Linked DNA regions of Homo sapiens: region 1 is linked to region 2. A link is a loop called in an ENCODE intact Hi-C map of the cell type or tissue named here. Cell type or tissue: thyroid gland. All regions are shown on one strand. Each heading gives the region's core, and the rest is flanking DNA. Links, peaks and the distances in the headings are about the cores only.

Region 1 (16,217 bases), core at 3,640-11,639, 140 kb before region 2:
GTGTATGTGTGTGTATATATACATACATAATATATTTATTTATTTTCATTGTGGTAAATATATATATAACAAAATTTACTATCTTAGCCTTTTTTTTTTTTTTTTTTTTTTGAGACAGAGCCTTGCTCTGTTGCCCAGGCTGGAGTGCAATGGCGTGATCTCGGCTCACTGCAACCTCCACCTCCCGGGTTCAAGCAATTCTTCTGCCTCAGCCTCCCAAGTAGCTGGGACTACAGGCGCAAGCAAGCGTGCCTGGCTAATTTCTTTTTTATTTTAGTAGAGTCGGGGTTTCACCGTGTTGCCCGGGCTGGTCTCGAACTCCTGAGCTCCGGCAGTCCACCCGCCTCGGCCTCCCAGAGTGCTAGGGTTGCAGGCGTGAGCCACCACACCTGGCCCATCTTAACCATTTTTAAGTGCACGTCAGTAGTGTTAAGTACATTCACATTGTCATGCAGCCAATCTCCAGAACGCTTTTCATCTTGCAAAACTGAAACTGTACCCACTGAACAACTCCCCATGCCCCTCCCTACAGTCCCTGCCAGCTACCATTCTCCTTCATTTCCATGAATGTAACAACTCCAGGGACCTCATGTAAGTAGCATCATACTGTGGCTGGCTTATTTCACTTAGCATAATGTGCGTGCATGTTGTAGAGTGTCAGAATTTCCCTTCTTTTTTTTTTTTGAGATGGAGTTTCGCTTTTGTTGCCCGGGCTGGAGTGCAGAGGCACCATCTCAGCTCACCGCAACCTTCTGCTCTCGGGTTCAAGCAATTCTCCTGCCTCAGGCTCCCGAGTAGCTGGGATTACAGGCGTGCACCACCACGCCCAGCTAATTTTTGTATTTTTAGCAGAGACAGGGTTTCACCATGTTCGTCAGGCTGGTCTCAAACTCCTGACCTTGTGATCCACCCACCTCGGCTTCCCAAAGTGCTGGGATTACAGGTGTGAGCCACCGCGCCCGGCCAGAATTTCCTTTATTTTTCGGGCTGAATACGCTCCCATTCTTTGGATATCCCACATTTTGTTTCTTTGTCCATCTGTGGATGGACACTTGAGCTCCCCCTCACAGCTATTGTAAGTAATGCTGTATGAGCATGCGTGTTTATGGCATATGGCATATGTACAAGTATCCCTTCAAGACCGTGTTTTCTTTTTTTTTTTTTTTTTTTTTTGAGACGGAGTCTTGCTCTGTCGCCCAGGCTGGAGTGCAGTGGCGCAATCTCGGCTCACTGCAAGCTCCGCCTCCCGGGTTCATGCCATGTTTTCAATTCTTTTGGAAATGTATTCCCAGAAGTGGGATTGCTGGGTCCTCTAGGATATTTTTAAGCACATGTCGATGGTTCAGTCAGAAGACCTGAGCTTCCCAGGGCTCACTCTCCTCCTCAGATCGTCTGTCTTTGCACCCGTCTGACATCTCCATTCTGAATTTTGTGGTTCCGATTCTGGCTGATGGATTTGTCTTCAGGGGTAGTGCATGATTGTGGAGTGCCCAGGCTTCAAGCTGATTGCTGCTTCTCCTGTTCCTTCATCCCTCACATATTCTATTGTTGAGTCACTCAGATGTCACAGACACTCTTCTTTCCTGTTCAGTGGCATAAATCAATAGCATAAGTGAAGAAGAAATCCGTGAAGCAAGAGCTTAGCAGCGTTGTTGATAAGCCTGGAGTCACAGTGGTGAGAGAACGGGGCTGATGTATTAATATTTAATATTACCACAGCTCTCGCTTTTAAGGAGTTGTTTGTGAGCTGGGTATATGGGCGCTTTGCACATGTTCACCTCTTTGGTCCTAACATCCCTCTTAGGTGGAAACTGGTGATATCTTCCCATTTTACAGACAAGAAAACTAAAGCACGAAGAGACTAAGTCAACTGCTCAGTGTCCCATAGCTAGGAAGAGGCAGAGCTGGGAGAAAGAATATCCAGATGGTTGAGGTCATCACCCTGCTCTGTTCTTCAGAGCTAAGTACTGTGCTCAAAAGTGTGTGTGTATTGGAGGTCTGGGGGGAGACATAGTTAAAGGGGACAGTGACTGAGTGACCCCCCTGAAGAGAAAGGGTGACAGTGATGGGCATAGGCACAGATTCCATGCCACACAGGGGACATCATCGCTGGCACGCAGTCAGTGTTTACGGAAGGAAGGACACAGGGAATTAATTGGAGGCTAGCTCATAAAAGGTTTTTCATTTTTATGAGGCCATTTTGTGAATGAGGAACTAGAATATTCTGGACTACAGAGGCGGTAGAGATCAATTGAGGGAGAAGATTTTGGATGAGTGAAAAGAAAAATGTTCCAGTTGGAAGCTTTGAGTTCTCAGACCTAGAGGTGTTCAGCGCAAAATAGATGTAGCCCTGCTGTGGGCAAGTCAGAGGCATTGAAGCCAACTCAGATGGCAGGTGGCCAAGGAGACCCTGGGTTCCTGTTCTTTGGTCCTGGGTAAGGCTTGCCAGGGTACCTACAACCCTTGGCACATGCCAGAGCCTTTCTACATAAACCACTGTAGGGAGAGTCACCCCCAGATCCTGCTGTGAGTGTGCCTCTGATCATGCCATCTGATCATGCCATCTTGCCGTCTGATCATGAACCACCCCACTCTGCATAGCAAAGGCAGTTATTTTCATGAATGATTTCACAAAGTGCGGCTCTTTTCAAGGAAAACATCCCAGGTGAAAAAGAGGTCAGTAATCAGAAGAAATGCTTCTGAGTTATGCTGTCTCAGACATGCACTAACCCTAACATGAACCCTTTTCCTTTCCACTGATATTTCAATTTTTTTTTCTGAATTCCCATTCTTCATGCAGATAATGCTGCTAAAATGTCAGCTCTCTTCTGAAAGGAGGAAAATGTTTAATAATAATGTGGTCTAAAGTCCTCTATTGATAGGCGACCTCAAGGCCAGGATCCCTGCCTCCTTTGCCAACACACTTCTCGCTTTTCTTGTAACAGAAATTCGATTTGAGCTGCATAATTGTTTGTTAGATAATCAGCCTCCCAGCCTACTGCAGCATGACAGTTCATGAAAAGAGCTGCTGCTGCTGCTGGCTCTCTTTGTACTGTCTGCCTGTTAGCTGTGTTCCTCACACCAGCAAGATTTAGATCATCTAAGACCATTTACAGTCTTGTCTTGTCACCATGTAAAAATCTGAATTCATTGGTGCAGTCAGTAATAGAGCTCAAGCCTTCTTTGCCCCGGATTTCTTGCATTGATTGGTGCTGGTAAAACTTTAGTAACTTAAGTAATGGTTTTCTGGAAGCCCTTTTTACCTCCCCTACAACCCCACACCCTCACAACCAACCCTTGGGTGCTGGGCAGTGAGAAAGATATGGCATTGCTCTATAGGAGAAAGAAGTTATAAATGCTTTGCATATGACACTCTCCCACCTTTGCTTCTCAAAGCAAACTGGGTTTCTGTGTGCCCCTTGGTGTCTCCCCAGACTTTATATCCCCAAGAATGTATTCAGTACAAGACTAATGGCATCTTGTGTGCTATTCTTTCTCCACCCCAGTCTTGTGGAAGGAAAACACCGGAGATGATTTAGGGTAATGGGAAATAGTGCTAGAGCCCAGGGCATGACTGCATTTGAATGTGAAGTAGAAATTGTCTCGGAACCCCACTGGAGAGTGATTCAGCTGGAGAGAGTGGGGCACCTGGCTCTCAGAGGCACTGTGCGGCCAGACAGCAGTGTGCTGGACTTCCTAATGGCGAGCTCACAGGTTAAGTGAGAAACAGGCTGCACTTCTGACTTGGGAGTCTCTGCTGAACTTTATAGAAAACTGACTTCAGCAGCAACTGCTGTCTAGAGAACAATTTGGCATCTCTTTTTGCCAGAGTAACTTCTAACTCAAGAGTAGGCAACTTTTAATTATGGTACCGGATGGAGGCAGCAATGAATAATTTAGAATAAAGATTGAAAAATATGGAATAAGGTGTAGTAGACTAATTGCTCAGAAGAAGTTTTATTGTGTGAAAATGAATGTGTTTAAACTTGAAATACAGAGGATCATTTCCTCTCTACCCTTGAGGGTGATTGCAGTCCCTTTTAAGAAGCTGTTAAAAGTCCCCCTCAAGATCATCTTCTCTTTGAATTTTCCTTTCTAATGTGACTTTTGACAATTATATCTTTATCGTTCACTAAGAGAATATCTCCATGTCTGCAGGGATGCAGGGAAATATGATGGCTGAAAGAAACGCTAATCTACATGCGCACTTTATTAGCTAAGAAATCCCTCCTCCATACGTTCTTCCAGGCATGCCTCCGCACATCCCATCTGCTATGTGGGCTCAACTCTGCATTATAGATGGGAAGGTGATGGACTTGTCCATAAGAAATGGACGCTTGATAGGAGAAGGAACATATTACATAGAGCTAACAGGCTAAAGCTTTGGGATCATGCAAATTAAGTTTAAACCTTGAGTAGGCCTCCTACTGTGGACACAATTTGGGGAAGCTGACTAATCTCTCGAGCCTCAGCATCCTCATTTGTACAATGGTGTCTGACAGTGACACCAACTTCACCAAGTTGCTGTGAGACCCAAATGAAATGCCCCAGAGTAAAATGCTGGAACATAGAAAGCAGGCAATGAAGGCCAGGAGTGGTGGCTCTCGCCTGTAATCCCAGCACCTTGGGAGGCTGAGGCAGGTGGATCACCTGAGGCCAGGAGTTCGAGACCAGCCTGGGAAACATGGTGAAACCCCATCTCTACTAAAAATACAAAAACTAGACAGGTGTGGTGTCACGCACCTGTAGTCCCAGCTACTCGGGAGGCTGAGGCAGGAGAATCGCTTGAACCTGGGAGGTAGAGGTTGCAGTGAGCTGAGATCACACCACTGCACTCCAGCCTGGGCAACAGAGTTAGACTCTGTCTCAAAAAGAAAAAAATGGAGGAAAGTAGTCAATCAATGCTGGTTCTTCCTCCTGTCATGTTCACTTGGAAAGAGAGTGGGCCTCCTGAATTCACCTTCAAGAATTCTCCTGTAACTCAAGGTAACTTTGTCAAACTCCAAGATTGGTTTATTTTGCTCTGGGTTAAAACCAGGAATTAGAAGTCAAGTCTCCTAAAGCACTACTGAACTAAACCAAGACACTGACGTTTTTCCTTCTCCGTGAGAATTGGGAGCCCTTAGTGATATCATAAAACATCAGTCATTTTTGCAAAGAAGGAGGTATGACCCGGAGAAGTCAGCTTGACATTCAGTCGGAATATTGTTTGTTAAATGAGGAGTTAAGGTTGAAAATCATCTCTGTATCCTTCCTCTAGCCTTGCAAACATTTTAAGGTGTAGCCTTGACAGCAAGACAGGATAGTGTTTGTTTTTATTAAAAGGTCTTTCCTGTTCCTTGCGTGAAGCCATTCTCTTGATCCCAGTGGGGGCTGGATGAAGGAAGAGCAAAACAAACCACGAAGACAGCCTGGAGCCGCAGCCAGCTCTGCTGACTTCTGAACTTCACGCTCTCACTGCCCAGATGGCCAGGGGTGTTTCCTCCTCTGCTGGTCTTTTTTAAGGCAGGATGTTTGTTGTTATTGTTGTTGTTTTTCTGGTTGGTTCTTAAGAAATTATTTTCTACATCTTGAAAATGCCAGCTGGAACCTACACCAGTTGTTGGTGGGGTGTGAGAACTATCCTTTACATGGACTTGGAGCATTTGCAACTAGAGCCTCCACATTGAAATAAACATTTAAAAATGCATATCTATGGATATACAGTGGGGGATCTTCCATTGTGGTAAAAATATGTATAACATACAATTTCCCCTTTAATCGCTTTTACATGTATAGTCTGTGGCATTAAGTACATTCACATTGTACATACAGGGTTTAATTAATAGGATCTTAAAACTTAAAAGGGTATTGATGCACATCTCTGTTGCCTTTTACATTTCACAGTAATTAGAAGGGAAAAAACACACTCTAGGTTGAAAGGCTGTCCTTTCTTTTGGTTGTCCTTGTCCCTGGAAAAGCTGTCTTCCCCCTCAGGGCCTTTGACCTCCCCCGGCTCTCCCTCCCATCTTCAGACACGCCCAGGGCCAGCCTGAGTCAGTAGCCCTTTCTTCAGCGCTCCCTCTTCTCCTGTTGTGCATTAGAATGTTTGGAGTGTTCTGTGGAAAGCTGGTCCTTACATTTTCCAGTCAGTTATGCATCTCACTCATAAACCTGTTTCTTCCCCCATGCTCTTTAATATTCTGCTTTCTTAATTATGGTTGAGCTGCCTTTAAACAGTCTTAGATTGTTCAATGTGAGTGGCTTCAACAAGCCTCCCATAAGCCTCTTATCCCCTGGCCCCCTTTCCATGATCCAACCCCAAATCTCCAGATACCCCCTGCTTTTTTTATGTTTTTTTGTTTGTTGGTTGGTTGGTTGGTTTTTGGGTTTTTTTTTTTTTTTTGAGGCAGAGTCTCGCTCTGTCACCCAGGCTGGAGTGCATTGGCACGATCTCGGCTCACTGCAACCTCCACCTCCCGGTTTCAAGCAATTCTTCTGCCTCAGCCTCCTGAGTAGCTGGGATTACAGGTGTGGGCCACTATGCCCAGCAAATTTTTGTATTTTTAGTAAAGGCAGAGTTTCACCATGTTGGCTGGGCTGGTCTCGAACTCCTGACCTCAAGTGATCTGTCCTCCTCAGCCTCCCAAAGTGCCGGGATTACAGGCATGAGCCACTGCACCAAGCCCCGGATACCTCCTGCTTGACCAGACCTTCTGCAAACACACCTTAGATCCCTCTCAAATCTAGATGCTTCTCCAACACTGGCTTCTAGGTTCTTTATGAAACCTCTGCTGGCCGGCAGTATATAACCCACCACCCAGCCTGCCAGGCACGTCATTCAGCTGTGTTAGACAGTTTCGAGGGATCTGCACCTGTCATGAGCACTGGCCCAACCTTCTCAAAGCATCCCACTCATCCCTGTGATTCTGGCAAAGCTTGCCCCAGCTTTCTTTCCTCGATGGTTGAAATAGCACCCAATGAGAAAAAAACAGTGGCCTGTATTTATTATACTTACACATGTCACAAGAATCCCTGTAGTGTCATTGAAAGCTTTCTTCTAGCATGCAAAATGATTGTCACTATGATGTAAGTTTCTAGAAATGCCTTATTTCATCTAAAATTATGAGAGAAGGTAAAATGATGAACTATCAAAGTCACACTACATGTTGGCCGGCTGCCTTCTACCACTCACTCCATCCCTCCCCAGGCTTTCTGACTTAAATTTAGATCACATGAGACCATTGCAGTGGAGAGAGTGTCCACTTTCTCAATCTAAAAGCAAGCTCGTGAAGACCATTAAATATGATCACAGGAACAAACATTAAAGGTACCACACGTAATGGACCACTTAAGACAGAAAACTACGATCTTAGGGTTTAGGGGAAAAAAACACTCAAACAGCACAGGCTTCCAGTCTCCCCAGTCTCTGAGAGGTTGGGATTTTTTTTTTTAATAAAGTACAAGGGCTCCTTGAACATGAACACGGAACGAGCGTTGCACCTGTATTCATTCATTTCGCTCTTGTAACACATTGATGTTCCTAAGTCAGATTTGTAGAAGAGGAACGAGCAGATGCATCATGAGAACACTGTGCTTGGCCAGGCGCGGCGGCTCATGCCTGTAATCCTAGCACTTAGGGAGGCCAAGGTAGGAGGATCGCTAGAATCGAGGAGTTCAAGACTAACCTGGGTGACATGGCAGATCCTGTCTCTACTAAAAATATTTTAAAAATTAGCCAGGCATAGTGGCACATGCACTGTAGTCTCAGCTACTCAGGAGGCTGAGGTGGGAGGATTGCTTGAGCTTGGGAGGCAGAGGTTGCAGTGAGCCAAGATCACCCCACTGCATTCCAGCCTAAGCAACAGAGCCAAGCTCAAAAAAAAAAGGCCAGGCACGATGGCTCCCTCCTATAATCTCAACCCTTTGGGAGACTGAGGCGGGCAGATCACTTGAAGTCAGGAGTTGGAGACCAGCCTGGCCAACATGGCAAAACCCCATCTGTACTAAAAATACAAAAATGAGCCGGGCATCGTGGTGCGTGCCTGTAATTCCAGCTACTCTGGAGGCTAAGGCCCAAGAATCACTTGAACCTGGGAAGTGGAGGTTGCGGTGAGCCAAGAACATGCCACTACACACCATCATGCCCGGCCTGTTTTTTTTGTGTGTGTTTGTTTTGGGTTTTTTTTGAGCCTGGGCAACAGAACAAGACTCTGTCTCAAAGAAAACAAAACAGAACACTGTACATGAGTGTTCCTGGGCCCAGCAGAGTGCTCGAACCAGTCAGCACTTTGCCCTCTTTTGGGTGAGATGAGATCTTTAAAATCACTTATTCCCATATATTCCGTTTTTTGGCATTGCTACACTATTCTATTTGAGAGTAATAAAAGATTACCCATGTGGATTTCTTACTATTTCATGTGGAGAAATGCAGCTTTTCTAGCGGCGAGCCTTTCTTCCATTTCCCAGAGTCCGGTTACCCTCACCGCACCCCAGGTTTGCCGTAGAAGGATGAGATTCCCTACATGTAGGCGTCTTCAGAGTGAACCTGTTGCTCAGGGCCCGCGAGCCCACAGGGCTCCATGCCCACTGAGCAGGCTCGTGGACGTCGGCACGTAGCTCAGATGTGCTGATTTCCAGCCAAGGACATGCTTTGTGTCAACGATACAGGGGCCTGTTGTTCTCAGTAACAAGGGCAGAGCCGCTCCCGGGACTCCAGTTGGTATTGGTAATGCAAGCCCTTGCACCTAGTGTGGTGTGGTCAGTATAAATTAATATCGACAGCTTCATGTTGTACTTTAATTTGAAGTACAGGAAAGGCTGCTTGCCAAACTGTATTTGTAGATCATTTAAAATTTATGCTTCATTTAAAATGCAAAATACGAATGGAAATAATTACTGTGTATCCGGAAATGTCTATTCAACTTACAAGTTTATTAATTGATCCTTCTCTTTACATGTTTTACGGGACTTGGAATACACTTTGCTAATATCACAGCATAGGAAGATTTAACCCATATGAATTCAACTCTGTAGCCTTGGTGAAAGAAAAGAACCATGTATTTGTCATTCACTGTGGCCCCCGATGTATGCCAACGACTTCATTTGGTGCAGGGCTGAAGAAATGGCAGTGTGTTCCAATACTTCACAACAGTGGGGCCTCATTAAGAGATGCTAGGGTATTGAGAGTGGAGTGTTACATAGTGTTTTTCATAGGTCTTCTAAAAGATTTTTCAGAGTTGCTGACTTAAGAATTTGGCCTCTGAGTAAGATGAGACGCCCCTACTACGTTATAAAGCCTTCATGGATCTTTATTTCTAACAGTTCATTTTTAAACTTTTGTTCCATTTCATTTTATTTTGTCCATTTTTTGTCATCAAAAAATTATTTTAAAATGTAACAGCTCTTCTAGAATGTACAGATCAATTTTATTCCACTAAAAAACAGGACTTCAATAATTTAATTGAAGAATTCTAGTGAGCATTTCCAGAGCCTTTCCAAGAAAGCTATACTGTTTAACTTTGAGTGACTCAGCTTCTAGGACCCTGGTCCACCACACCTACAAAATGAATTTAATAAAGCATGAAGGTCACCAAATCCTCTACTATTTCTTCGTGGAGTCATTCAGCTAGTGTTTATGTTGTGCCTGCTCTGTGCGAGAGACTGTGCCACCAATATAACCACTGGTCACAGTTATTTTCTAGAGCCATACTGCCTGATATCCCATGTGGCTAAGATTGACAGTTCAGTTTCTGGATTGTTCCAGTCCCATTTCCAGTGCTTTTAATAGCCACATGAGGCCAGTGAACACACGATACATCTTCCATTGTGATAGAAAGTGGCAGTGGACAGCTTTGTTCTAGAGTATTTCCGTTTCTGAAATACATGTTTAAGAAGTTTGGAAAGGAATTAGTGTAGAGTATGAGAAGGGTTACATTTTTGGTGAATATGAAGATTTAACATAATGTTAGTTCAAAAATGACCAAAGACACAAGTGTAGACACCAGGCTTTTGAAGTAGCTAATATGTTAAGCAGCTGTGCATTATATAGACAGAATATTCACTATGTCCCACTCAGCCCTGTGTTTGACACCATTTCACCTTGGCTTCTGCCTTTCTTTCCCTTCTTTGCCTATTGAGATTTTTCCTGTCCTTTCTATCCTTTTTTTTTTTTTTTTTTTTTTTTTTTGAGGCAGAGTCTTGCTGTGTCACCAGGCTGGAGTCCAGTGGCACGATCTCAGCTCACTGCAGTCTCCACCTCCCGGGTTCAAGTGATTCTCCTGCCTCACCCTCCCAAGTAGCTTTGACTACAGGAATGCGCCACCACTCCCAGCTAATTTTTGTATTATTTAAATAGAGATGGGGTTTCACCATGTTGGCCAGGATGGTCTCGATCTCTTAACCTCATGATCCGCCCACCTTGGCCTCCCAAAGTGCTGGGATTACAGGTGTGAGCCACCGCACCAGGCCTCCTGTCCTTTCTTTAATGCACTATTCCAGCTTTTTTTTTAATATCTTGCCAGCTTTTGCTGATTTTCATGCCTCCCTCTGCAACCTGTGATCTCTTGACTTTAATAGTAATGTTTATACAGAGTCTTGACTGCACACTCTCTTCTGTCATCGTTGTTTGTTGTGTCTCATTGTCCCCAATCCATCAGAAGTTCTTGGTACACAAAGTCCCTGAAGCTGTATGAACAATGCCCTGACGTCTTGAAAGGACTTGCCATAGGTGGTTATTTGATCACTTAGCAGATGCCTTTGGGATCCTACTTTGTGCAGGCCACTCTCCAAGGCACAATGTGGCAAGTAAATATATTAGTCAATATTTACAGAACCAAGAGAAAGCCAGCAATGATTAATGCATAAACAGTCATAAATTGGCCATTTTATTTGTTTATAAAAGCTATCATTTACTACAGAGAAGTACAAGTGAATATCAAGCTCAGATCAAGACCTTTGGACTGAGCTTGGCTTTTTTTTTTTTTTTCTTTAAAGATTACACTTCTCCCCCAAATCAAGCAGATTAACCATAGGAAGTTCCTTGCCTGCTAACAGAATATAAATAGATTGCATGCAAGGGGAAGGACCTTATCAGGGCAGATTTTAGTATTTACACTAAACCCAAAAGATTATTTCCTTAATTGTACTTGTGAGTGAAAAACAAAAATTGTAGCAGGAGTCCCAAGAGCACTCTGGCCATGGGCTTTTGAGCTGTGAGTTGAAGCACTTTATTCAGCATGTGGCTGCAGGGTTGTAGCTCAGGTTGTAGACAGTGCATTCTCTTCAGGTCCCAGGAAACAGTGTCATACCTGTGGAAGCCACCAGAATGCACCTTCATCTTCTCCAGTGGTGGCGAGGTTGAGGCCAAGCATCAGAAGTGCTGAGTGCTGGGAAACTGTGGGGCTGGATAGATGGCAGTGCCTGCTGGGAAGCACACAGCCCTGGGTTGAGGCAGGGAAGCAGGGCCGCCCAGTTGGGATTCATTCGTACTACTGGCCCCTCACAGTACCGTCATGTGTGGGTGGTCGCGCTTGTCCTACAGGAAGTAAACCACAACTACTCATCTCACACAGTCAGCCCGGCACCTCCTTGGAATTCCCAAAACACTTTCCAATAAACATTGGAAAGGAAGAAAGTTTAGTTGGTAACAAAAAAATGTATGTTGCCTTACGCCCAAAAGCATTGAAAGCAGGGACTCAAGCAGGTACTCATGCAGCCCTGTTGATAGCAGCATTGTTCCCAGTAGCTGAAAGGTGGGAACCCCCTTGTCTGTCAGCGGGGATCAGCTAAATATGGCACACACATACTATGGAACATTATTCAGCCTTGGGAAGGACACCTCCTATCACACGGATGAACCTTGAGAACATTATGCTAAATGAAATACACCAGACACGGAAGGACAGATACTGCTTGATTCCACTTGTAGGGGCCTGTAGAGCCGTCACATTCATAGACAGGAAGTAGAATGGTGGTTGTCAGGGGCCAAGGGGAGGGGCATGGAAAGTTGCTGCTTAATGGGTACAGTTTCAGTTTTGCTAAATACAGAGAGTTCTGGAGGTTGGTTGCCCGACACCATAAATGGACTTAACGCTACTGAACTGTACACTTAGAAATGGTTAAAATGGTAAATTAGGCCAGGCATGGTAGCTTGCGGCTGTAATCCCAGCACTTTGGAAGTCTGAGGCAGGCAGATCACTTGAGCCCAGGAGTTCAAGACCAGCCTGGACAACATAGCAAGACCCCCATCTCTACAACAATTTTAGAAATTAGCTGGTGGCTTACACCTGTAGTCATAGCTACACAGTATGCTGAGGTAAGAGGATCACTTGAGCCCAGGAAGTTGAGGCTGCAGTGAGCCGTGATCACATCACCGAACTCCAGAATGAGACCCTGGGTCACAAAAAAAGAAAAGAAGATGGTAAATTATATGTTATGTGTACGTTACCAAAATTAAAGTTCTTAAAAATATATATTTTAGGCCAGACACAGTGGCTCACACCTGAAATCCCAGCACTTTGGGAGGCCGAGGCAGGCAGATCACCTGAGGTCAGGAGTTCAAGACCAGCCTGGCCAACATAGTGAAACCCCATCTCTACTAAAAATACAAAAATTAGCCAGGCGTGGTGGCGGGAGCCTGTAATCCCAGCTGTTCGGGAGGCTGAGGCAGAAAGAATTGCTTGACCCAGAAGGCAGAGGTTACCGTGAGCCAAGATCGCGCCACTACACTACCAGCCTGGGTAACAGAGTGAGACTCTGTCTCAAATAAATAAATAAATAATATATATATACATATTATATAGATAGATAGATAGATTTCTTACAAAACATTTTCGTGTTTAAAAATAACAAATCAGGCCAGGCACAGTGGCTCACGCCTGTAATCCCAGCACTTTGGGAGGCCGAGGCAAGCGGATCACCTGAGGTCAGGAGTTTGAGACCAGCCTGACCAACATGGTGAAACCCTGTCTCTACTAAAAATACAAAATTAGCCGGGCGTGGTGGCACATGCCTGTAATCCCAGCTACTTGGGAGGCTGAGGCAGGAGAATCACTTGAACCCAGGAGGCAGAGGTTGCAGTCAGCCAAGATCTCGCCATTCCACTCCACCCTGGGTGACAGAGTGAGTCTCTGTATAAAAAAAATTTTTTTAAATAACAACTCAGCCATCCACTCGCATCAATTTATTCACTAGTCATTCGATTGCTATTACTTTGCTCCCATGTGAGTTTTTTAAATTATTAACAGAAAAATCACACTCTTTATTTTTGAATTATGATCTTGAGTTCAGTAAAGAATGCATTCTGTTGATTAAATGTGTTATGAGTAACAGTATCTTGTTTTGCTGTACTTCCAAGCAAAATGTAATTCTTTCAGTCCTCCCTACCGTTCTCACTCCATAATAATATGACTTAAGGTTTGTATAGCATGACGTTTACAACGTGCTTGCGTTTTACACTGACTCAACGTGTGCAGTACAGTGATGTATAGTGAAGTATTCACATCCTCATCTTAGAAATGAGGAAATAAATTCAGGGAGGTTACATGATTTAACCACACATAAGGAGGGGCTGCATTCTCTCTGAGCCCTTCTACCTCACACAGCCACCAAGCTCCTTTGTGCAGAGCCCATGGAGGGTTGGAGTGGCCACACTGGGGTAGGTGCAGGCCAGAGACTGGATGCAACAGGAACATTGCCTGCTTCCCAAAACCACTGTTCTACTGCCCGGAGAACACACCCTTCTGGGAGCTGACTTCTAACAAAGCAAGGTCCTTGGACTTGCCCTGCGGCTTCTTTCCTGCAAGAAGTATCTTCCAGCATCCTACCAACTTTTATTTCTTAAAAAAGGTTGTTCCTTGCCAGGCATTGGTTGATCAGCAGAGGAGCTCGCATTAGTTTCAGTGCAGTGTTGGGAGCAAGCACTTGAGTGCCCAGCAACATAGGCTGCTCATGATCTAAGATTCATGGAAAAAGTCTTCTGCGCTGTTGCCTGCAGCACATCAACACCTGAATTTTCTTATCATCTTGTGTGGCTATTGAACCACAGGGAACCCAAGCTTAGTCAATAGGAAATATAGAAATATTCATTGGTTCAACTGTATAGGGAGGGCCTTGTATATATTCCAGGGGCTGTATCCTATCTTGCCTCTAGGTAAATAAGAGATGGTCCCGAGGCTCAAAGAGTTTATCAACCATTCTTTATTCTTCAGCTAATATGAACATTGAATCTTTTACATTAGAAGTTGCCCATGCAGGGCACGCCTGTAATCCCAGCAACCTGGGAGGCCAATGCAGGAAAATCACTTGAGGCCGGGAGTTTGAGACCAGCCTGGGCAACATGGTGAGACCTCATCTCTACCAAAAATAAATTTTAAAAAAAGTTACCCTTAAATTTCTTTCTCTAACCCAGCCTCAACTTTGTACTCAGGCAGTAACTCTTTGTACAACATTCCTGGCACCATATTCAGCTTATACAGAACCCTCCAGGCAAGGACAGGTCACTGCTAAGTGAGAGAGCTCTGGTTATTATAGTTCTTCCTTAAACACTGCACTCAAAACGACTTCCTTCTAACGTTTGTCCCTTGGTTCACATTCTGCCCTCCTTTCGATTTTTTGTATGGCATGGCCCTCCAAGAGATTTCAGTGTCAGTGTGGTGCTGCCAAGTCTGTGTGACTGTTCACACACTCGGGCTCCATTCACACACCCCAAGATTGCATGAGCTTTTGCTGCAGCCACTCACAGTCAGGCCCCAGTGAATCCCTGTCCTCTGAAGCTGCAGGTAGGAGCGCCCCAAGGGCATCTAGATGTCAAAGAAGAGGATGCTCACATGTGCCTAAGGTTCATCCATGAAGGCTTCGTGGAGGAGGTGGCTTTTGGGATAGATCTTAGAAAGCTCAGAGAGTTTTAACAAAGATTGGTCCTTGAAGATTACTAATCTTTTGACTTTATAAATACTTGCATATATCTTCTTCCAGTCTGTCTCTTATTTTTTGACCTTATTTATAATGTCTTCTTAAAACAAGTTTTAAATTTTGCTGTAGTGAAATCTATATATCATTTCCTTTATGGGTTATTCTATTGTTACCTCATTTAAGAAATCCTTCTCTACTTCAGAATAATAGAGTTCCCACTGTTTTCTTCCAATATGTAGAGTTATAATTTTCAAGTTTATGCCTTTGTTCCATATTGGGTTTATTTGGAGGCCTGGTATGTGGTAGGAATATAATTTTATTTCTCTCCAGCCAAAAGTCAGATGGTAGTCAGCCTTTCTCTGTTGATTTGTGTCACCTCTGTTATATACTATCCTGCACATGCTGAGTGTCTTTGTGGGTTCTTTCTTCTTTTCCGTTGATTAATTTGTCTATACTTGTGCCAGTACCCATGGAATTTATTAGCATAGTTTTGTGGTATGATTGATAGCTAGTAGAAAAGTCCTCTTTCTTTGTTCTTTTGGTTTTGTTTTATTTTTAAAGTTATCTGACTATTTATGCCATTACCCTGTGTTAGTTCACTCTCGAGTTGCTATAAAGGCATCCCTGAGACTGGTTAATGGATAAAGAAAAGTAGTTTATTTTGGCTCATGGTTCTGAAGGCTGTGCAAGCATGGCACCAACATCTGCTGGGCTTCTGGTGAGGGCCTCAGGAAGCTTCCACTCAGGGCAGAAGGTGAAGGCGGGGGGAGCCAGTGCATCACATGGCAAGAGCGGGAGCAAGAGATGGGGTGGGAGGTGCCAACAAGCAGACCTCCTGAGAACTCAGAGTGAGAACTCACTCATTATCGTGAGGACAGTACCAAGCCATTCATGAGGGATCCGCCCCCGTGATCCAAACACCTCCCACCTGGCCCCACCTCCAACATTGAGGATTACATTTCACCATGAGATTTGGAGGGGACCACCATCCAAACCACATCAACCCTTTATTGTAAGTTTCAGAACTAATTGGCCAAGTAACCAAAAATGAGCTTGGGATTTTTATTGGACTTGCATTGAACTGAGTAAGTTTCAGAGAAGTGACGTCTGTACAGTGTTAAGTCTCCTCATCCATGAGCAAACTATTTTCCTCCATTGACTCAGACTCTTTTTATGTCCCTCAGTGAAAGGTTATAAGGCTTGCACCTTCATTTCTTTTTATTTGTTAGAATATTCAATATTTATGTTCCAGACCACAGAACACCTCTACAGTAATAAAAACTGTAGTAATGAAAAACACGTTTTAAAGCAGTTTTGGGTTCTAT
Region 2 (16,217 bases), core at 5,240-13,239:
GCGTGTGGATCACCTGAGGTCAGGAGTTCAAGACCAGTCTGGCCAACATGGTGAAACCCCATCTCTACAAAAAATACAAAAATTAGCCAGGCATGGTGGCATGTGCCTGTAATCCCAGCTGCTCGGGAGGCTGAGGCAGGAGAATTGCTTGAACCCAGGAGGCGGAGGTTGCAGTGAGCCAACGTCACAGCTCTGCACTCCAGCTATCTCAAGAAAAAAAAAAAAGTCTTTCAGGGGATTCGGATCCTCAGACAAGTTTGGAAACCACTGACATAGGTAGTGTCCTGAGTCAAACTTGGAGGACACATGGAAGGCAGGGAAAGGGGGGAAAAGAAAGAGGAGTCTGGGTCCTAGGTTTGCCCAGCATGGATGATGATGATGGCATTGACGGAGCGAGTGCTGGAGGAGCCTTGGGGTGAAGTTGTTCTGCACGAGCTGAGTGTGCGGTGTCCGCACATATCCCGATGAAGATGGCCTTTTGGCAACTGGGAGCCAAGCCGGGGACTCAGGAGAGCAATCTGTCATTTAGGACCTTGAGAATTTGCCGTTTTGCTAGGAAAAAGGTCATCTTCCCATACTCACTCTGTCCTCTAGTTTAGCAGAAAGAGGTAAAAATTACTTTTACTTTCTAACTGATTAAGCCTGACAATCAGTAGTGATAATCCAGAAATAAGTACATTTAATTCATTTATGACAGTCCTAGAGTTTGCATAGTTACCTGTTTCTCATAAACAAATGCTTTAAAAGAAATTAAAAGAAGGATATTTTTGAGAAAATATGCACTTTAAAAATGGTCATGTTTAAACTCCAGTGGATGTTAGTAATTGACTTGAAAGTCTGTTTTTACAAATAAATCCTGGACCCATAAATGGATATTTGACCCCCTATAGCATAAAAGGGCAAAAACATGTCTGTAGAAACATCTGACCTAATCAATTTTCAAATTAATCTAAAATTACTATTTGAATTCAAATGTAGTAAATGTCATGGGTCCTTTCCCTGGGGCACAGACATAAACCTGATCTCCTAAATGACATAAAATAGAGAACGGAGCAATTTCTTTGGTGAATATGAATAAGCATTGGAGCCCATCTGGATAATTTACATAAAAATTGGATTTTCGCCCTTGAATTATCTTTTTATAGTGGACATCTCTCATATTGTCTCCTCAGCCTCCTGTTCCCCTTGTCTTCCCCTGTGAGACTCCTGCAGAAACTGCCCTTTTTTTAATTTGTTTATTTTTGAGACAGAGCCTCGCTCAGTCGCCCAGGCTGGAGTGCAGTGACGCCATCTCGGCTCACTGCAACCTCCACCTCCTGGGTTCAAGTGATTCTCCTGCCTCAGCCTCCCGAGTAGCTGGGATTACAGGTATGCACCACCATGCCTGGCTACTTTTTGTATTTTTGGTAGAGACAGGGTTTCACCATGTTGTCCAGGCTGGTCTCAAATTCCTGACCTCAAGTGATCCGCCCGCCTCATCCTCCCAAAGTACTGGGATTACAGGCGTGAGCCACTGTGCCTGGTCAGAAACTGGCCTGTTTTTATGGTGCTCCCTTCCTCTGGTGGAAGTTCACTGGTCCAAGATCAAGCTCGCCTATCCCCATGGGCCACCAGCTCTCTCCCCAAGGGCATCTGCCTTTGGGATCCAGCCTTGAAGGCAATCCTTTTCTAGAACTAAGAACTCCCAGGATAAAACTTGGGAACTGACTACGTTACCTACCATTAAAAGAAATCCTTTCAAAAGAGAATGAAGCCCAAATAAGAGAATAAGAAACATCCTGACCCACTGGCGCCCCTAGTTCTAGTAGCTTCGGAAGCCAGGCTGGAATGAGGACCTCTCACAGTCGGATGGTTCATTCTTCTTTAGGTTCTGTGATCCAAGAACTCCTTTCAGCCTACTCTAGAGCAAGATGGGTTTCCAGTCTCCTGAAACTAGGACTGCCAAGAATAATAATGTACCATTTCATACAGATTGACTCTCCAACTCAACCTCTGAGATCCTAACTTTCCTCAAAACCAAACGAAAAGGAATGAGCGGAAGAAGATGCTCTCTCTTACCGGTTGAATTGTGTCCCCTCCCTGCAAGAGATATATTAAAAGTTCTGGCCCTGGTGCAGTGGCTCACGCCTATAATCCCGGCACTTTGGGAGCCCGAGGTGGGCAGATCACTTGAGCTCAGGAGTTCAAGACCAGCCTGGCCAACATAGCGAAACCCTGTCTCTAAGAAAAACACAAAAATTAGCTGGGCGTGGTGGCGCACGCTTGTAATCCCAGCGACTCGGGAGTCTGAGGCAGGAGAATCGCTTGAACCCTGGAGGCGGAGGTTGCAGCAAGCTGTGATCACACCACTGCACTCCAGCCTGGGTGGCAGAGCAAGACTCTGCCTCAAAAAAAAAAAAAAAAAAAAAAAAAAAAAAAAAGAAGAAGAAGAAGAGAAGAGACACAGAGACAGAGACAGGGAAACAAGAGAGAAGATGACCATGTGGTGACAGGTGCAGAGAGTGGAGTGATACAGCTGCAAGCCGAAAAACATCAAGGATTGCTGGAAAACACCAGAAACTAGAAGAGGCAAGGAAAGGTTTTTCCCTACAGGTTTCAGAGAGAACATGGGTAAAACCTTGACTTCAGTCTTCTGGCCTCCAGAGCTCTGAGACAATGTGTTTGTGTTATTTTAAGCCACCCAGTTTGGCATACATTATTTGGTAGCCCTGGCAAACTAGTAGTTTCTAAGATACTTTCTATCCCTACATTGTCCTGCTTTGGTGCTTTTATATGGTTGAGAAGGGGCCAAAGGTACCAAGTTCTTTTCCTTGTGAAGTTCAGATGGATGCCCTGATAAATGGGGCAAGAGGGATGAGGGAGGGGATTACAGACTGTGGGATTATAGACTTTTAGCCTAAGGCTTTGTATCCAACAGTTGTCAAATTGAGGTTACACACTGAGACTTGGTTAGGGGGGCACTTCAGACATACAGCAGACCCTCAAAAAAGGTTGCTTTTCTTTATATCTTATATTAATACAAAGAAGAGCTGAAAAAATACCTTCAAAAGCTGTTTGCTGTGAGCTCAACTGCTGACTCCACCCCCCAGCCCAGTTCCATGCTGCTCCTGTCCACTCCTTCTTTTTTTTTTTTTTTTTTTTTTGGATTTTTGCCAAAGTTCCAGGCCAAAGTTTGTAAAAGTCCCCTCTTCAAGGAACATTTATTTAGAATGTCTTGCTACACGGGAAAACACAAATCTCTCTTGGTTTGTACCATGCGGTCTTAACCAGAGCAAAATCTAGTTGGTAAACAAACCAAAAAAAAAACCCACTTTGGCCTCCACAGCTGCCACCCCTTACCTCCATCTCTCACACATTTTCTAGTATGTAAAGAACTTGTGACTGTGAGGACGAGTAGATTTTCACACAGATAGAAACTGAGAGTACAGCCATTCATCACTCTGTGGACAAATCTTCAAATCCATGCCTTTTCACTCACTGGAATATAAGAAGTTAACTGTATTTTCACAGGATAAATCTGGATGTTTCAGTAAATCTTAAGTTGTTCATGCTAACCACGAGTGTGTCTGTCAGTAATACATGAAATCTCCAAAAGATTTAGGAGCGACATTGATGAAGGTGTTTATTTTTATTTATTTTTTTTATTTATATATTTTATTTATTATTATTTTGAGTTAAATTAAATTAAATTTTCATAGAGTCTTGCTGTGTTGCCCAGGCTGGTCCTGTTGTTTCTTTTTCCCTTCCTTCCTTCCTTTTTCTTTCTCTCTCTCTCTTTCTTTCTTTCTTTCTTTCTTCTCTCTCTCTTTCTTTCTTTCTCTCTTTCTCTCTTTCTTTCTTTGTGTTTCTCTCTTTCTTTCTCTTTCTTTCTTTCTTCTTAAGACAGAGTCTCACTCTGTTGCCCAGGCTGGAGTGCAGGCTGGAGGGCTCACTGCAGCCTCTACCTCTGCAGGATCAGGCAATCCTCCTGCCTCAGCCTCCCAAATAGCTGGGGATATGTAGATTTGGAGTGGGTATCCACTTCAGGTAGGAGGAAGAACAATATTAGCAAAGGCAGAGGCAAGAAAGCACCCTGCATTTTGGAGACAATAGAATCAAGCTTTTCTGAGTGGAAGGGATTTTAACACATTGGTTAGTCCAGTGATTTTTCACATCATGTTAAATTGCATAACTCTAAAAGATGATTTAGAGACAATATATAAAGCAGACAAAAGTGGAGCTGATCTGAGTAGATCAGGGTGGATCTAGTGGGACCCAGCCATGATGGTATGAGAGACCCATGTGTAACCTTCATAAGAGAAATGTAAACTGAAATCAAGATAAGGTTTGGTTAACAAATATAGATAGGAGGAGAATTGAATAAATAGAGACATTCATGTCCCTGGGTGGAGAAGTGTCCATTGTTATCTAATTAATGTATACCTTTACTGCTATTCCAACTCAAATCCCCATGGAAGTTTTGTAGAACTTAATATTTTTTTCAGAAAGAAGACTCTAGAATTAGGAGAATTACTCTAACATTTAACAGTATATTGTAAAACTGTAATAATTTGCATTCTGTATACTTTATCATATAATACTATAATACTTTCTAATACTATGCTATTAGATTTCATAATAAAGAACAGTGTGATAATGGTATACAAGGCTTATCCAAAGATAAGCCTTATTATACAATAAAATTAAATACATGAGAAAAAGCCATTATAAAAGTCAAAGGGAAAGAAAGAAAAATGCAGTTTTCTTTGGGAATAATATATAGGTCATCTGGAATAAAAATCCTATTGTTATTCACTACAAACCTATACCAAAATAAGTTCCAGATGATTTAAGGTTTTAATATATTTTAAAATATAAAAAAGAATAAAATAAATTAAATAGGTGGTAAACATCTAGATAGAAAAATGACATTCTATACTAAGAAACACTTGAAATCAAAAGATGAACAGATTTTAATAGATACAATGTTAAATTGCCCTAAGTAAAAAATAAAAATAAAATCAATAACCAAAAATAAGGCACCAATAGGCTGAAAAGTGCAAAAATAAATATTATACAAACTTAATAGCCTTTTTATATGATTTCATAAAGTAAGAAACATCACCAAGACCTTCCCCACAAAATGAGTAGACAACCCGCCAAATAAAATTTGTGAACACATATATGGAAAGATAATTAAACGTATTTGCAGGCAAAGAAATATAGACTTTGGCCGGATGCAGTGGCTCACGTCTGTAATCCCAACACTCTGGGAGGATGAGCTGGGTGGATTGCTTCAGCCCAGGAGTTTGAGAATAGCCTGGCAACACGGTGAAACCCTGTCTCTACCAAAAATACAAAAAAACTATCCAGGTGTGGTGGCGCACACCTGTAGTCCCAGCTACTTGGGAGGCTGAGGCAGGAGGATCACTTGAGCCTGGGGGGCTGAGGCTGCAGTGAGCCAAGATGGCACCTGCACTCCAGCCTGGGCAATAGAATGAGACCTTGTCTCAAAAAAATAAAATAAAAATAAAAATAAAGTAAAAGGAAATATATAGGCTTTGATTCTTTTTGTCATTCTGGCCAATTAACCTTTTCTAAAGAAATTATTATGAAATTCCAACTAGCCTAAAAATAATTTTTTTTTTTTTTTTAATTTTCTTGAGACAATCTCACTCTTGCCCAGGCTGGAGTGCAGTGGTGCGATCTTGGCTCAATGCAACCTCCACCTCCTGGGTTCATGATGCAATTCTCCTGCCTCAGCCTCCTGAGTAGCTGGGATTACAGGCATGCGCCACCACGCCAGGCTAATTTTTGTATTTTTAGTAGAGACGGGGTTTCACCATGTTGTCCAGGCTGGTCTCGAACTCCTGACCTCAGGCGATCCAGCTGCCTCCCCATCCCAAAGTGCCAGGATTACAGGTGTGAGCCACTGTGCCCCGCCTAAAATAGTATTTTTAAGTGTCTATCCTTAAAATAAAATAATTCAAAAACATGAGAAAACTCGATGTACAAATCCATTCAGGGCACTATTATTTACAACAGCAAAAAGCTAATATGCAAACAAATGAATAAATTAAGCCACAATGGAAGATTGGTTAAGTAAAATGGAATATAATAACTTGATAGCAGATTATGCATCCATTTAAAGTTTTTAATGCAAAAACTGTGCAAAATGATTTTATGTTGAGTAGAGGCAACAGCAAACCTGTGTTACTCCTACTGTATCCCCAGTGCTTAGCACAGCGCCTGGTCCCCAATAGGGAACCAATATGACTTGTTAAGTGAATGAAAACTGCACACACAAGGTATGACTCCAGACCATGTAAAACCTACTTACAGAGAAAAGAATGAGAAGAAATATAAATAATGGTAGAAGTGTAGAAGAAGTTATACTCCTACTTTACATTTCTTTTCATTTTTTGGAGAAAAAAAAAAGAGGCAATGCCCAAAATATTATATGGGGCCATACTTACAATTGTTTATCAAACTTTAACTAGGTGTCCTGTATTGTTATTTGCTAAGTCTAGAAAACCTACTAGACAACAGATTTCAAATCCTTATGGTTAATGTTTGCTTGTTTTATATAGATATATATTTTTGAGACAGGATCTGGCTATATGACCCAGGCTAGATGGCAGTGGCACAAACACAGCTCACTGCAGCCTCACCTCCTGGGCTCAAGTAATCCTTCTGCCTCAGCCTCCCAAGTAGCTGGGACTGCAGATGTGTGCCACCACGCCTGGCTAATTTTGAAATTTTTTGTAGAGGTAGGGGGTAGCACTTTGTTGCCCAGGCCGGTCTTGAACTCCTGGGCTCAAGTGATCTTCTCGCCTTAGCCTCCCAAAATGCTGGGATTACAGGCGTCAGCCACTGCGCCCAGCCCCTTACAGTTAATTTTTGAAGTCTATTGAACAAATCAGTTCCCTTGATGCATGATTATTTTTTTCTTCCTCATATATAATCATGTGTATTTTTTCTGTATAGAAAAAGTATAAACAAAGAGAAAAAACTGCACTAAATCCCACTACCAAAGATAACTACCATTTGTATTTGAAGACATTCCCTACGTATATGCATATAAGATTTATATATGTAGTTTTACATGCATATGAAATCATACCATAAATGCTTTCTTGTAATCGTGTTTTTTGCTGTTTATGTTTTCCATGACTGCCAATTTCACTGCCTGTTCAGAGGTCTGACTTCCATAAAAATCCCATTTACTTACCATTCCCGGGGGCCAGCAGTACATGGGCCACATATGCAGATGATTAACTGGTAGTTTGTTTGTTGTTTTTATGGCAAATCACATAGCACAGGCTTACAGAGGGTCCTCCCTTGAGAGCACAAGCCCAGAACCTGTTATCTAAGCCCTCCACAGTCTTGAAAAAGAGACACAATTTTGTGAGGGATATGTTCATGTGAATTGGTACTTACTAGGCTTTATTTCATCTCATACCAATTTTGTTCCAGAAACTTCCTAGAAAGCTATGAAAACATGAGACAATGACCATGGATATGGTATCTGGGAGAAGTACTGATTACGTAATGCAGTCTTTATTTTTTATTTTTTATTTTTTTTTGAGGCAGAGTGTCACTCTTGTCACCCAGGCTGGAGTGCAGTGGTGCAATCTTGGCTCACTGCAAGCTCCACCTCTCAGGTTCAAGCAATTCTCCTGCCTCAGTCTCCTGAGTAGCTGGGATTACAGGCGTGCGCCACCACGCCCAGGTAATTTTTGTATTTTTTGTAGAGACGGGGTTTCACCGCGTTGGTTAGGCTGGTCTCAAATTCCTGAGCTCAAGTGATCCACCCACCTCAGCCTCCCAAAGTGCTGGGAATTATAGGCATGAGCCACCACACCTGGCCCATGCAATGCAATCTTAGCAGCTGAGTTCAACATTTATTGAGCAGCTACTATCAGCCAGACACAGGGTTAAGCACACAAAGCATAGGAAGACCAAGAAAATGTACCCCAGCCAGGGGAAGCTTCAATTTACCAAACATAATATGAAGTAGACATTCATCTATGATTCTACCACTCAGAAATACTATTATTAACATCGATCCAGATATAAGAATTATAATACCCAGCACTTACAGAGTTTTTCTTCTTTCTTTCTTTTTTTTTTAATAGAGACAGCCTCTCACTAGGTTGTCCAGGTTGGTCTCAAAGTCCTGGGCTCAAATAATCCTCCCACCTCGGCCTCTCAAAGTGCTGGGATTACAAGAGTGAGCCACCACACCCAGCCTGCAGCTCTTATTTTATAGAGACTTTAAGAGTTTAAATAGTCACTTATGAAATCCTCAAAATATTATTGCAATGTACAATTTGTATTTCTATTGCACAGATGAAGAAACTGAGGCAAAGAAAGATTATTTAACCTGCCTTAAATTGCATAGTTGCAATGTGGTAGGGCCTCGATTCAAAACCAATGTCTCTCCATAGATGAGACAGAGAGAGAGAGAGAGAGAGAGAAGAGGAGAGAGATGACATTGCTTTGGAAACCAGACTTTGAAACAAATAGCATACAACACTATGTGTCAATCACTATCCTGAGTATTTTAAATATTATGATTTATTTTATCCATAAAGTTAGCAGGTACTGCTTATTTCATCCAGACAACTTAGTGACCACAAGTGACTTTAAGAACTTTAACAAGAGCTAGACTGCCACGACAACCGGGGTTGCCCTGCATTTCATCAGAGCTTCTCTACATTAGGGGGTTCTGCCTCACCTGAAAATCAAGATCCCTTAAATGAAACTTTTCAAGTCTGCTTTCCCAGCCTTGAATGTCATGGTCACACCTGAAGTCGTTTATCTCTGGACCCATCTCCTGGAAGGTTTAGGCATGATTGATAAATGCCTATGCACAGGTGAGCAACAGCCCCAGATTGTTAGCTGTATAATTGCATCCATACACCTGAAAAACGTGAGCAATTTCGCTCCGAGCTCTGAGGTGGTTTCGTATGAGCAGATTTTCAAGTGATGCCTGGGAAACTTTGAGAACACAATTGTCAGCCCCGGGAGAACTGAGCACCACCCAAAGGGAGGTAGTCCCGGGAAGGGGCGCTGTGCAGACCTCCAGGACCCAGCGGTATCAGCTGCCTTGAGCGGGTGAAGCTCCATGGTGAGTGTGCCAGAGCACAGCTTTAATTTCCTCTCATCCGTCCCTTTCTCTTGGGCAAAATGAACCATAAAGTTTATATTCACTTTAGTGTATACATTTTAAATATACCCTATAAACCACAGGAGTAATGAATTCAAGATGCCCACATCATAGTAATTCTGCATGCAAGCTGTGTTTTATGATTTGTATCCAGCCTTTTTAGGATTTTTCAATAGGACCAGACTCCAGACTGCAGGGAAATGAAAAGAAGGATAATGATGTGAAGTTTCACGTCACCGCTAAGTTTCCAGCACTGTTGTCCTGTAGTCACCAAGCGGGTGCATTTTTTGTGTGCGGTGAAGTGAGTGGATTGTCCCAGGCTGAGAGATGCCCAGGTAGGAGGGACACTTGGCCTTCCTGTGCTCCTTCCATTGGCTCTAGGTGTCCCCTGTGGGTTGCGATTGGTCATGTGAGCAAGCGAGCACGTGGGCTTGTGTACATTTCTGCATTTCTGGGATAGCCCTGCCTTGCAGGTGCCAGAGAAACACGTGCTTCAGAAGGGTCAGATTGGTCATGCATCTGTGCTCAGATTGAAGGAGTGGCCTCCCTGAAGAATTCCAGCTTGCAGAGGCACTTTCAAAATGCAGTGAGCTCAGGTTCCAGGAGCTGTTACGGCAGTTTTTGTCTCGACACTCCGTTCCCCTGAATTCCACTTTGGGAAGAAGGGAAGAAGCCACCATGGGCCAGGCAGGCGACAGAGCAAGCCCTAGCCAGATCGCAAGCCATCAGAGCCCTGTTCCTTCTCTCCAAAGTGGGCTTCATTTACCCCTCTTCAAGCAGCAGGACAGTCTGTTCAATGCAGGGGAGGCTTTAAGACATGGGGGCAGGGAGGGGTCATATTTTTGGCCTCGCTCCTGCTCTGCGGGCTTTCTCATGAATGCAGACCAGTGTGCACGAATGTGGCCAGGACACATGCTTTTCGCTCAGAATGCTCACTTGAAATGTAAGGATCTCTTGTTCCCTGTAACTTTAGATGAGGTTTCAAAACACAGAATCCATGCTGGAACCGCCAGGCCAGCAGCGGGAGGTGGGCTGTCTTCAGAGCAGATGGAACAAAGGATTGGGTTCCCAAGTTCTTATGGTAAGACAAAAGGGCAAGATGTCAACCCAGGACCACCCAAGGAAAATTAAATACAGATCGACTTTTGATGGTTTATGTTAACAGAGGGGAGATGGGGTTTTGATCTTGAGAAAAACAAACATCACAAACTCTACCGTAATCACTGTTTCTCACACCCTACAATAGAGTAGCAAGAACTGCTAGGTAGCCACAAACACACAAGTGGGGTGGGAGCTTCTGTTTCTTCTGCTGTTTAGTGTGCCTTCCATGGGCTAGCGAGCGCGGGGCAACATCAAGAAAAGGCACCCCAGGTTTCCCAGCCAGCCACTGATATAAGAGAAAAAAATGGGTCCTCCAGCAGTCAACTCCCCTTTCTCAACTCCAGATCTGGGATCAGAGGCCCTCCTGGCTCAGTCCTGGATCAGGGGCAGCCCACCCACCGACACCTCTCTCTCAGCCACAGCAGCGTCCATCACATCGGAGCTCCTACGCAGCCTGGGATTACAGGTGGAATGAACATCGCTAACTCTATTCTCAACCCAAATCTTTTTCTAGCTTTTTAAAAAAATGCATTATGAGGCTGGCACAGTGGCCCACGCCTGTGATCCCAGCACTTTGGGAGGCCGAGGCGGATGGATCACCTGAGGTCAGGACCAGCCTGGCTAATATGGTGAAACCCCATCTCTACTAAAAATACAACAAAATTAGCTGGGCTCAGGGGTGGGCGCCTGTAATCTCAGCTACTCAGGGGGCTGAGACAGGAGAATCACTTGAACCTGGGAGACGGAGGTTGCAGTGAGCCGAGATCAAGCCATTACACTCCAGCCTGGGTGACAGAGCAAGACTCTGTCTCAAAAAAAAAGAAATGCGCTAATGAAAAATTTCAAGCATCCTCAGAAGCAGAGGACATTCTACAATGAACCCGAGATTCAGCAGTTACCAAGATTTGCCACACTTCTTCATCTATCCCAATTTTCCCCTTTCTTTACAGCAAATTCCAGATATCATGTCATTTTAGCCCCTCATCCTTCGGGACGCATCTCTAAAAATATAGACATTTTCTTAATTTCAATGTCATTGTCACTCCTAAAAAATTAACAGTAATTCCTTGATATTATCTAGATCACAGTCCATATCAGATTTCCTGTATTTCATAAAATTGTCTCGATTAGTTGGTTAAGTTTCCTTAGTAGCCAAGAAAGATCTGCACATTTCATGTAGTTGTGATGCCTCCAGGTTCATCTTTCCTGCCCCACTCCTTGAATCAGCCATTTCTCTAAGAGTCCTTGGTTCCTTTTATTGGAAAATGGTGTTAGAAACTGAGCCACTGTGTCTGGCTCTTTCATTTTTATAATCCCAGCACTTTGGGAGGCTGAGGCAGACGGATCACCTGAGGTCAGGGGTTCGAGACCAGCCTGGCCAAAATGGCAAAACCTCGTCTCTAGTAAAAACACAAAAAATTAGACAGACATGGTGGTAGGCGCCTGTACTTGGAAGCCTGAGATGGGAGAATTGCTTGAACCTGGGAGGCAGAGGTTGCATTGAGCCGAGATCGTGCCATTGCTCTCCAACCTGGGCAACAGAGAGAGACTCTGTCTTAAGAAAAAAAGAAAAGAAAAGAAAAGAAAGAAACTAAGATCTAGTCCTGTTGCTATTGCTCAGTTATTGGGGTGCTTGTTGCTATTGGGGTGTTATTGCCTCTAAGCCTTTCAGCTGAGAGAGCAAGGAAATATATGTCCATGTACTATATTTGCCTATGTATATCCATATATCTAAAAATAGTTCTGTATGTACATCTATATCAGTATTAAGCTAAACATGAGTTATACTGATGTCTCCAATGCTAATCCAGTGCCATCTGGATCATTCTAACACCCTCCCTTGCTTACCTGTAATCTCCCACTCCAACAGTGAGAAAACTGGCTTCCAACAACCGTATTTACCCTTGACTTTTTTTTTTTTTTTTAAGATGGGGTATCGCTCTGTCTCCCAGGCTAGAGTGCAGTGGTGTGATATAGCTCACTATAGCCTCCAACTTCTGGGCTGAAGTGATCCTCCCAGCTCAGCCTCCCAAGTAGCTGAGACTACTACTACACACCATCAAGCCCAGCAAATTTTTATTTTTTGTAGAGATGAAGTGTTTCTTTGTTGCCCAGGCTGCTTGATGTCTTTCTAACCTACATCCGCCCTCCAAAAAAAATCACTACAAAATCCATTGTAAGTTATTTAAAACAAAAAAGGAATTTATTGAGTTTCTTTTTTTTTTTTTTTTTGCAGTGGAGTCTCACTTCGTTGCCTAGGCTGGAGTGCAGTGGCGTGATCTTGGCTCACTGCAATCTCCACCTCCTGAGTTCAAGGGATTCTCCTGCCTCAGACTCCTGAATAGCTGGGAATACAGGTGCCCACCACCACACCCAGCTAATTTTTTTTTTGGAATTTTTAGCAGACATGGGTTTCACCATGTTGGTCAGGCTGGTCTCGATCTTCTGACCTCAGGTGATTCACCCACCTCGGCCTCCCAAAGTGCTGGGATTACAGGCGTGAGCCACCACCTGTATATTTTAAAATATACTACCAAGATTTCCGTGGGAGTCCAAGAATCAGGTGTGGGGCTTTGCAGCTAGCACCACTCCGGACCAATTATGCACAAATGTGGCAGGCCATGTGTTTTTCATTCAGAATGCTTAGATGAAATGCCGTGCCAGGCCCGGGCACTGCCAGTGTGTGCCAGAATCTCCACCGCCACTGCCCCAAAGCCAGGCACCCACACCACCCTCTCACAAGAGCTGTTTCCTTGCATTACCCTCTTTCTAAATGAAGTCTCGGCTGGGCTCGTCTCATTGACAGAGCCTGTGTCAATGACAAAGCCCTAACCCCAAGGGAAAGTGAGTTTCCTGTTTCCTCCAAGGGAAGTCAAGATTCACAGTGCATGAAATTCCCCAAAGAGAGGAAAACTGTCCAAAAGATGTTGGGTGGCTATTTTAAAAATTGTACAGCCAGAGGGCTGGGTGCGGTGGCTTATGCCTATAATCCCAGCACTTTGGGAGGCCGAGGTGGGCAGATCACCTGAGGTCAGGAGTTCGAGACCAGCCTGGCCAACATGGTGAAACCCTGTCTCTACTAAAAATACAAAAATTAGCTGGGCATGGTGGTGCATGCCTGTAATCCCAGCTACTTGGGAGGCTGAGGCAGGGGAATTGCTTGAACCCGGGTGGTGGAGGTTGCAGTGAGCCGAGATTGTGCCACTGTACTCCAGCCTGGGTGACAGAGCGAGACTCTGTCTCAAAAATAAGTAAATAAATAAGTAATAAAAATAAAAATTACAGAGTAGGATTTTGTGTCAACCAAAATCATTCCTAAGAATCTGCACGGGAATCACCAAGCCCAGAGGGTACTCTTCAGGCTTTATCCTCTTGGCCTCATTGTGCTATCTATGGGTGGGCTCAGGGTTCCTACAGGAAACTTGTTGGAAGTCTCACCCCTGACTACAGCTACAATTCTCTCGCCTTTCCTCTTACTTTGCAGGTCATTGTTTCTCAGCCTCTCATGGACCCTTCTTCTTACACACCTTTTATATATATTTTTTCAATTATTTATTAATTGAATAGGTAATACACACATGGTACAAAACAAAAGGTAAAAAGGGGTGTATAGGCCGGGCATGGTGGCTCACACCTGTAATCCCAGCACTTTGGGAGGTTGAGGCGGGCGGCTCAAGAGGTCAGGAGATCGAGATCAACCTGACCGACATAGTGAAACCTTGTCTCTACTAAAAATACAAAAAATTAGCTGGGCGTGGTAGCGGGCGTCTGTAGTCCCAGCTACTCAGGAGGCTGAGGCAGGAGAATGGCGTGAACCCAGGAGGTGGAGCTTGCAGTGAGCCAAGATCGCGTCACTGCAATCCAGCCTGGGTGACAGAGCAAGACTCTGTCTCAAAAAAAAAACAAACAAAAGGGTTTATAGTAAAAGTTAAGACTCTCTTCCTTACCATCCATGTTATTTCTCTCCCCAAAGACTGTTACTTTCCTATATTTTCTTCCAGAGATATTTTATGCATATATAATCAAAAATATTCGGCTGGGTGCGGTGGCTCATGTCTGTAATCCCAGCACTTTGGGAGGCCAAGGCAGGCAGATCACGAGGTCAGGAGATTGAGACCATCCTGGCCAACATGGTGAAACCCCGTCTCTACTAAAAATACAAAAATTAGCTGGGCCTGGTGGCATGTGCCTGTAATCCCAGCTACTCGGGAGGCTGAGGCAGGAGAGTCACTTGAACCAGGGAGTCGGAGGTTGCAGTGAGCCGAGATTGTACCACTGCACTCCAGCCTGGCAACAGAGCAAGACTCCATGTCAAAAAAAAAAAAAAAAAATTCATAATTTTTCCATCCAGCTTCCAGAATGAAGGTATATCATGCTTTACACCTTCAGTCTGTATTTTGCTTCTTTTATTTAATTATATATCCTGGAGATGTTTTAATAGCAAAGCATGTAGAACAGCTTAGTTTTTGTAAAGACTGCCTTGTAGTCCATTGTATTATTAATTAGTTATGAATTAAACTAGTCCTATATTAATGGATGATTGTTTCAAATCTTTTACTTATTACAAACAAAGCTGCAATGAAGAAACTTGTATATCCACAATCTTGTACATGTGCCAGCACATCTGCAGGAAAATTCCTAGAAATAACATTTCTGGGGCAAGGGGTATGCACATTGCAAATTTTGATGAATACCATCAATTACTTTCCATAAATGTACTAATGTGTATTCCCACTAACAAAACATGTGATAGTGTCTCTTCCCCAACCTCTTGCCAACACAGTCGTTACCAGCTTTTTACCTTTGCCAATCTAATAGGTAACCCATGTGACCTCATTTTAGTTTTGTGCCTTTGTATATCTTGTGTTATAAATCAGGTAAAGCGTCATGTTAGGCCAGGCATGGTGGCTTAACGCCTGTAATCCCAGCACTTTTGGAGGCCGAGGTGGGTGGATCACTTGAGGTCAGGAGTTTGAGACCAGCCTGACCGACGTGGTGAAACCCCGTCTCTACTAAAAATACAAAAATTGGCGGGGTGTGGTGGCGGGCGCCTGTAATCCCAGCTACTTGGGAGGCTGAGGCAGGAGAATCACTTGAACCCAGGAGGCGGAGGTTGCATTGAGCCCAGATCACACCACTGCTCTCCAGCCTGGGCAACAGAGCAAGTCTTCGTCTCAAAAATAAATAAATAAATAAATAAATAAAAAGCATCATTTTACCTGACTTCAGCCACAGAAGAGGAGATACACTGGTTTTCCTCTTCTGTGGTTTGTCTCTTTGTATCCTTTGCCACCTTTTCACTGGGAAGTTAGTAATTTATATTGATTTATAAGAATTCTTTATAAATTAAGGAGATTGTGCTAGGTGAAGATCTGGAAAAAGGGCCTTCCGGGGAGGGGAGACAGCCAGCACAAACCCAGGACCAAGCAAAATGTGTCCTGGGAGCAGGAAAGACTCATGATGTAGCACACCGAGAGAAGCCAAATGACGTCCCAGGGTGGAGGCCACGTCACACTGTGCCTGATCACACCGTGCTGTTTTTCTAACTGCAATGGGAAGCTGTTAGAGAATTTTAAGCAGAATCCGCTCAGGAGGATTTGGATCTGGCCACCTGCCAGATGGTAACATTTATTAAGATGGGGAAGATGAAGAAGAGGATGATTATGACGGGAAAGCCTAGGGAGGGATAAAAAGTTCTACTTTCAATGTTTTAACCTGGAGATGCCTGTCAATCTGCCTTGGAGAAGTCCAGCAGACTGGTGGATTTCTGAGTTTCGCATTCAAGAGAATGGTCAGTGCTACAGATAAAATTTGGAGTCATCAGCATCTGAATGGCATTGACAGCCTTGAGGCAGGATGAAATCACCAAGGGTGAAAGTACTGAGACAAGGGACTTCAACCAGAGGAGGAACCAGCAAAAGAGGCAATGAGATAGGAGTAAAGCCGGGAGAGAGTGGTGCCCACG

What was found. Hi-C counts contacts between places; a loop is a spot of excess contacts. Peaks named below come from ENCODE experiments on the same cell type or tissue, not always from the same donor. Only the 100,000 strongest peaks of a DNase experiment are listed, where the experiment ranks them.
Region 1: it touches region 2 in a loop (2.2-fold over the local background); 2 of 110 quality-filtered maps call a loop at or near these places.

What each region holds. Positions count from the first base shown.
Region 1 is chr6:151,016,680-151,032,896 of GRCh38, forward strand. All of the region lies in intron 24 of MTHFD1L (methylenetetrahydrofolate dehydrogenase (NADP+ dependent) 1 like), which reads left to right. Among named protein-coding and RNA genes, the nearest start is that of MIR12131, 78 kb to the right of the region's middle. In thyroid gland, for the core only: no CTCF peak of the experiment used is centred there; DNase peaks (open chromatin) are centred at 8,092 and 8,652; H3K27ac peaks cover 2,646 bases.
Region 2 is chr6:151,151,492-151,167,708 of GRCh38, forward strand. No RefSeq gene overlaps it. Among named protein-coding and RNA genes, the nearest start is that of MIR12131, 57 kb to the left of the region's middle. RefSeq lists enhancers at 12,408-12,908, 12,909-13,409. In thyroid gland, for the core only: no CTCF peak of the experiment used is centred there; DNase peaks (open chromatin) are centred at 8,963, 9,560 and 10,000; H3K27ac peaks cover 1,366 bases.